2 separate regions of the Mus musculus genome follow, and region 1 is linked to region 2. Evidence: chromatin contacts called from ENCODE Hi-C data. All regions are on one chromosome and are shown on one strand. Each heading gives the region's core, a stretch centred on a gene start or an enhancer-like site at or near the end of the contact. The rest is flanking DNA. Distances are from core to core; before and after follow the strand shown.

The links. A loop is a pair of places that touch in the nucleus more often than their neighbours do.
Region 1: a map of gastrocnemius shows a loop between it and region 2 (1.8-fold over the local background). The contact joins the promoter of Fgf8 here to the enhancer-like site in region 2. A Hi-C loop is called at or near these places in 3 of 37 maps with a recorded cell type or tissue (T-helper 17 cell, gastrocnemius and v-Abl transformed pro-B cells).

The regions. Positions count from the first base shown.
Region 1 is chr19:45,741,582-45,745,130 of GRCm38, forward strand. It overlaps Fgf8 (fibroblast growth factor 8), which reads right to left and starts at 1,303. Exons shown (of 6, transcript NM_001166361.1): 1 at 1,072-1,303; 2 at 935-971; 3 at 330-416; 4 at 1-98. The coding sequence starts at 1,103. RefSeq lists an enhancer at 1-70.
Region 2 is chr19:45,693,708-45,697,352 of GRCm38, forward strand. No RefSeq gene overlaps it. Among named protein-coding and RNA genes, the nearest start is that of 4933429K18Rik, 35 kb to the right of the region's middle. Within about 2 kb of position 2,149, at least 1 of the 3 ENCODE cell types and tissues checked has a DNase peak (open chromatin) inside an H3K27ac peak, as active enhancers do.

The DNA of each region.
Region 1 (3,549 bases), core at 53-2,552, 47 kb after region 2:
AGCTGGTAGGTCCGGATGAGGCGGCGGCTGAGCTGATCCGTCACCAGGCTCTGCTCCCTCACATGCTGTGTAAAATTAGGTGAGGACTGAACAGTTACCTTTAGGAAATTGAAAAATACACAGCACGCCATTATAACGCTACTCCGCCCAGGGGCCCCGAGTTGGTCCCCATTGCCCTTGTACCCGCCTCCCGCCGCGCCAGGCAGCCAGCGGGGACTGGGGGCATCCCCACAACATGCCGGCTCAGGCCACCAACCCCCTCGGGGAAGTCGCGCAGACCCAGCCCAGGATGGATGGATGAACCCGGGAATGAGGGAGTCTGGACCCACCTGTTGGGAAACACCCTGGGGCTCCCGGCCAGCTCGGAGCAGGGAAGTGGGCTCCCTGCCCAGCGCAGGCCCCCCGCCCGGGCCTTCCTAGAGGAGCAGGGTGCTTTTAAGTAGCGAGGCAACGCTACCCGACCCGTGACATTTATAAAGACAAATTTACGGAGCAAATGTTGAGAATGCAAAGGGCCTAGGTTAACACGATCGTTGGCCCAAACCGGCCACAGGTCTCCCCAGAGAGCAGCGGCGAGGATATTCGCTGCAACTACATCCCAACTACCCTTGACAAGGAACACCCGCTGACTCCAGCTCCCGCCTTCCTAGGAGGCCAGGTGTGGCTACAGGTAGCCTTCCCATCCACCCGAACTGGCCAGTCGCTGGGCTCAAGACCCTTGGGTTCTAGTCTCTCCACTCACTCGCTGTGTGACTTTAGGCAGGACACTGTCTCTCTGTTCCTTAGATCCCTCCTCGGGGTAGTTTGGGGCTGGATTTGTAAAGTTCTTTCCAGCCCTGCTGCGCTGGCCGAAGGGTCGGTCCTCGTGTCCCTGCCCGAGAGTGTCAGCTGGGTTCCCCGCGCCCGGCCCCCGCTTCTGCGCAGCGCTCCTTACCTGGGCTTGGAGGCAGAGAACCAGCAAGTGCAACAGCCTGTGGGAGACAAAAGCGGGCAGGAAAGAGGCGCGGGGTGAGCGGAGAGGGCTCGGCGGGCGCTGGCCGACGGGGACGCGGGGGCGACCGCGGTACTCACAGGCAGCTCAGCGCGGAGCGGGGGCTGCCCATGGCGCGCGGCCCCGGGAGCACTGAGAGCCCGAGCGGGGTCACGCCGTCCCACTGGAGGCCGCGGGGGGACAAGCCGAAGGTGCGGAGGCTGAGGGAGGTCGGGGTGCGGGAGGCCAGCGGCTATCCCGACGCGGCTCGTGGAATGTCGTGCTCGCCGCGCGCGCCGAACCCCTCTGAGCCGCTGCTGGAGCCGGTGGCCGCTGGCTGCTCAGGAGCCCGAGCAGGCGGGAGGGTAACGGGCCTGTGGGGTGGGTGGGGAGGTGGGAAGGGAGGGGGAGGGCAGGGGCGGGGGGCGCCGCACCGGCCGCGAGGGGGGAGCGCGGGGCGGGCGGCCGGAGCCCGCACCCCCGGCTGGGCGCTGGGGCCGGGTCGCCGCCCGGGGCGGGGGCGGGGCGGCCGGGGGCGGGGCGGCGGGCAGAGCAGGGATTGGGGGGTCTGGCCCAGGGGAGGGGTCTAGGGACCCGCGGGAGGGGCGGGGGCGGCTGGTGTGGGCGCCTCCCACTACCCTTGCCTGTCTCTTCCAGCGTTCCGGGGGCGGGATCGTCCAGGGATTGGGGGGCGTCTGGGACAACATGTTTAGTGGGGTCCCGTACACTTGAGTCCTGCAGGACTGTTGATCTGCTTAGGGTCGGGTCTGCTTATCTCTGGCCTCCTAGAAGGTCTCTGGGTCGCCTAATGTGTGCTGCGGTCGCACGCGCCCCTCTTGGGAGCCTGCAGCTAACAGTGAACTGGGCCCCGGTGCTGAGCGTCCCCTTGGGCGCCACTGGAACCCGGTGCCTTCACCTTTCTAAAAACCCAACCCCGCTGGTTTTCTGTCTCACAGTCTCCAAAGAGGCTCTGGGAGGGAGAAATGCCCCTTGCCACCCCATTATCACCTTCAGCCTTGCTCCTGTCCATCCAACTGCACTAGTCTATAAAGCTTAAGAAAAACCTTGAAGCGTCTATGTGGTAAGAGCTCAGGGGTCTCTGAAGGACCCACAGCCACTGCTTCTGAGCAATTAGCAGGGGCAAAAATAACTACGTTCAGCAACATTCAGGACACGGACCCAAGCTGCCTAGCCTTTCCCCTTCTGAGTTCCAGGTTTTCCTTGAGCAGGTACCTGGTGTCTTGTGTCACTTGGAAGAGGGAGGTGCTGGTGAGAAGGTAGAGACTTCTGTAAGCCTTTTCAAGCCCGTCGCCCCATTGCTTTCTCCATAGGGTTTCTGGGAACCCTGAGCCACTATTTTGTTACCGCAGGCACAGAGATTTCCCAGGCCAGGTATTTTTGAAGACCAGGTGGCTCCGTGGATGTACCACCCAGCTCTGCCTTCATCCACAGCCTCCCCTCTACTGATCCTCTGTGCCTCCGGGGTAGAACTAGGGGTTTGCGGTGGCCCCAGAAAGTCTTTGTAGGCTAAAGAGAGGCAAGCAGGCCCTTGTCAGTCCCCATCCGGTTCGGCCTGCCGCCCCCCTTTTATGCATCCCATCTTGCAAATGCAAACACGGAGTAATATATATATATATATATATATATATATATATATATATATATATGGTTAGGGGAGTCCATCTCAGCCCTTCAAGTGCTGAGCAATATAGAGAAGAACTGGTTCCAAGGAGACAGTCTCAGCCCTCCTCAGAGTAGACTTCCTGAGCTCATAGGTGAGTCTCCTCACAAATTCTGTTCCCCGCTGTTTTGATCCACCCAGACCTGGAGGTGAGGGAGGAATCTGTCTTACAGGCCCAAGGATTGAAGCTCAGGGCAGAGCTGTAGCTCTGCAGGTAGTGTTGGATGGATGGATGGGGGCCACCTGACTGAGCCATTAGACTATCTTCCACCTTTGGTGGCTTCACCTGCCAACCGATGGTAGCTTTTATCTGTCAGTGATTTGGCAGGCAATAGCTCTTTTCAGTCCCACTGGAGAGTGGGCCCATGAAGGGGGAAATGGGGTAGACGGACTCCAGTGTCCAAGGGGTTGACAAAGGCCAACCCCTTGCTTTCTCTGTGTGCTTGCTGAGGGGCCTTTAGAATGACTTGTCTTTTTTTTTTTTTTTTCATTGCTTCAAGCTGACAAAGGTGATATCTGTTTGCTCACAGAATTTACTTCATGTGTGGAGCATATGAGATACTCAGGAGTGTTTATTCTTGAGTGTATCGACGAGTAAATGCCTAAACAGATGGAAAGCGAAGGATGGGCTCCCCTGGAAAAGGAAGGGCCCTCTCTTCACTATGGACACAAGACTTTGAAAATAAGTTTGAGTCACAAGACACAGGTAGGGATCAGGAAGCAGTCTGTCAGTAGATCCTGGGTTTTAGTTCCTCCCAGGTGTGGTGTGTGTGTGTGTGTGTGTGTGTGTGTGTGTGTGTGTAGGGCCGAGCACCTGAGTTGTAACAGGGTTAGGGAGCCTCCAGAGATGAACCTTATTGATTCACCATCTGTGAATCACCTCCCTCACCCTCAGTGG
Region 2 (3,645 bases), core at 899-3,398:
AAACAGGAATACTCAAGAAAGTCTACAGATTTGGATCAAAGAATAAATTACCTCCAGGGCGGGGGTGGCACACACCTTTAATCCCAACACTCAGGAGGCAGAGGCAGGAAGATCTTTGTGAGTTGGAAGCCAGCCTGGTCTACCCAGTGAGTTTCAGGACAGCCACTCAGAGAAATCCTATCTCAAAAAAACCAAAGCAAGGGGGCTGGAGAGATGGCTCAGCGGTTGGTTAAGAGTACTGACTGTTCTTCCAGAGGTCCTGAGTTCAATTCCCAGCAACCACATGGTGGCTCACGGGGATCTGATACACTGTAAGTGTACTTACAAAAACAAACAAATAAATCTTAAAAAACAAAACAAAACAAAAAACAGGACAAACATTCAGAAAGACTCAATCAGCTGCTGACATCCTATAGGAACTGACAGGGAGAAGCCAGTGAGGAAACTGAGCTGGAGCAGGAAAGGGAGAGAGGGGAGGGGAGGGGAGGGGAGGGGAGGAGCGCAGAGAGACCCCCATCTGTTGCTTAGCAACAGATCCCTGTTTCCTGAAACATTGCGTGATTCACAGTAGCGCCCCCTAAAGGTCAATGGATGAAGAAGATCTCACCTAGAAGATGACAGGCTCAGGTTCAGAGTCTGAGAAACTTAGCCTCATTCCAGAGCCACCAGTTGGCTTTGGCCCATCATCCCAGACTTCCAGAAACAACCACTCTCTCCTTTGGTCTTGATCTGTCTCAAGTATTTCTGTCATTATTTTTCCTTTGGAGACAAAAATCTTGACAAATAACACTGACTGGCCTCTACTGCACAATCCTCCTGCCTCAGCCTCTTGATATTGGGACCAAAGGTGTATACACCATGCCCAAACTACTTAACCTTCCCAAACCCTAACATTTCTCCATCTTGACTTCTTTTTCTTAGATTTGCTTTTATTTTTTATTCATGAGTGCGTGTATATATGCACATGTGTGTGTATATGTATGCACATGTGTGCACATGCGCCTTCAGAAACCAAAAGATGTCAGCTCCCTTGGAGTGGGAGCTACCTGACATGGGTAAGGGAACTGAAGTCCAGTCCTCTGGAAGAACAGTGAGTGCTTTTAACTGCTTAGCCCTCTCTCCATCCCCAAGGTTTGACTTGCTTATATGTAAAATGGGAAAAAATTCATAACAGAATCCATACCTCACAAAGGCTTTGGGGTTAAGTCAAGTAATAAAATAAATAAATCTTTTTTTGTTTTTGGTTTTAGCCCTGGCTGTCCTAAAACTAGCACTATAGACCAGGCTGGCCTAGAACTCAGAGATGTACCTGCCTCAGCCTCCTAAGTGCTGGGACTAAAGGCACACACCACTGCCACTGCCACTGCCACCTCCACCACCACCCAATTGCATGGAAATTTGGAAAGTATTTGACACTAAGAAATTTTTTAAAAGCTGGTGAACTCTTTGCACCAGGAAAGATAAAGCCAAGCGTAATGATCTGTCACCCCAGCCAGATGGGTAAAAGCGCTACATAATGCCCTTCCCCCCACTAGGGTAGAGACAGGCAGGTTTCTGTGACTATCTGGTGGCATATGCCTGCCGTCCCATCTACTTTGAAGGCTGAGGTGGAGGGCAGCTCGAACCCAGGAATTTAGGGTCAGCCTGGGCAACATAGTGAAACTCTTTTTTTTAAGGTTAACTAATTAATCAATTCACTATCAGTTACATCAGCCTTGGTCACAGCCTCTTGTGGAAGAAAGGTGTTGGCTGGTAAGAGGGTGACCCAAGGGACCTCTCAGCATCCCCGCGGAGCTTTCCCCTCCCCAAACCCAATGGCTCAGGCTCCAAGCGGCTTCGGCCCAGGCCGTGCCGCCCGGCTGTCGTCGGCTGTCGGCTTCCAGTTTTCTTCCCATCCCTCCCTCCACACTTCAAACCCTGGGAAAGAAATGAGGAGCAGCGCACAGACCAACAAGGCTTTTCCCGTCATTGTGTTTTCCAGCTAGACCTGAACAGACGATCGGCCCTCTCACCCCGCCCTGCTCCCTTTTTTCTCTCCAGTCCTCTTTGTGGTTTTGTTGTGTGTCTCCCCCACCCCCCACCCCCACCCCACTTCAGTGTCTTCAAGCTCAGGGAAAGGCAGTCACTGGCCAGCAGCATGAAGACAGGAGAAATTGCTGTTCTCCACTTCGAAGCCAATATGACGGCAGCAAGCCCCTGGCACGGCTGTTGTGGACGTTGGCCCCGGGAAGGGCTGAGCAGCCCACGCTCCTTCTCAGAGTCTCCAAGAAACTTCTCTGACCATCAGCACCTCAACACAGGCTGCTCTGGGACAAGTTGTGCAGAAACGTCACCCTCTGACTTTCTCTGGCCAGGAAACTTCTGGAGTCCCCTTGGTCCCCAGGCCAGGGGCTCTCAATCCAAATTTGAGCAAACCCGCCCAGTGAGGCTAGAAGTCAGTGAGGGTGCCGGAGGAATTCACCTTCTCTTGCTTCAAAGCAGCCTAGTGGAATTTTTTTTCCCCCGACCGACTGGCAGGGCTTTCATGGCTACAAACTTCCCTGTCCCCAGGCACTCACTGAAGAAAAGTTTCCTGGTGAGGTTGGCATGTGCGGAGATTTGAGGTGCAGAAGTGAGACAAGTTTAACAAGTAGTTAAATTGAGCCATGAATCAGATTCGTCTAAACAAGTCCTCCCCCACTGCATGCCTGGCAAGTCGGCCTCCTCCCTCCTCTCCACACCAAACAGAGATTCAAAAATAACTTGTATTTATCAAGTGCCCAGTGAATACCAGGAACTGAACCCTGACTCTCCGTTACTTACACAGGGTAATTTTTATCTTCTTAACTATGCGAGGTAGAAATTGTTTTTCTCTCTGAGGCACAGACGAGAAGAGCAATTTTCCCAAAGTCACCCAGTTAATAGGTGGCTGAACATGACTTCTAATGTTACCCTCAACACAGTAACACAGATGAATATCAGAATTGTCACACAGAGTCAAAGGAACTAGGCAGAGACAGCGAGAGGCCACCACACTCCATCTTATATATGTGAAATTATAGACAGTGCCAATTAATCTCCGTGATTAGCTGGGGATGGAGTGAGGAAGGGAGATTTACAAAGAAACGTGCAAACTAATGAAATTGAATACTCAGAGTTGGGGCTGGAGAAATGGCTCAGTGGTGAAGAGCACTGGCTGCTCTTCTGGAGGTCCTGAGTTCAAATCCCAGCAACCATATGGTGGCTCACAACCATGTATAATAGGATCTGATGCCCTCTTCTGTCATTCAGGCATACATGCAGAGCACTCATATACATAAAGTACATTGAAAACATAAAAAAATGAATACTCAAAATTGTGTACAAGGTAGTGTGCACTTCAAATAAATATTAATAAAAGTGAGAACAAAGAATGTTAAAATTGCTGCCCCTGCATGCCTCATCAGGTAAAGAGAGACGCTGTCACTGAGCCTGACAACCTGACATAGACCCAGGAAACCTGTATGGTAGAAACAGAGATCAAATTCTCAATGAAGTGTCATGTGGTATCAGAGAGGGGGCAACACACACACACAGACACACAGAGACATGTACCATGGCACAGGCATTACTCCAGAAACACACACACACACACTATGTGACTGAAAAACAAAATCCCAGCAGGGT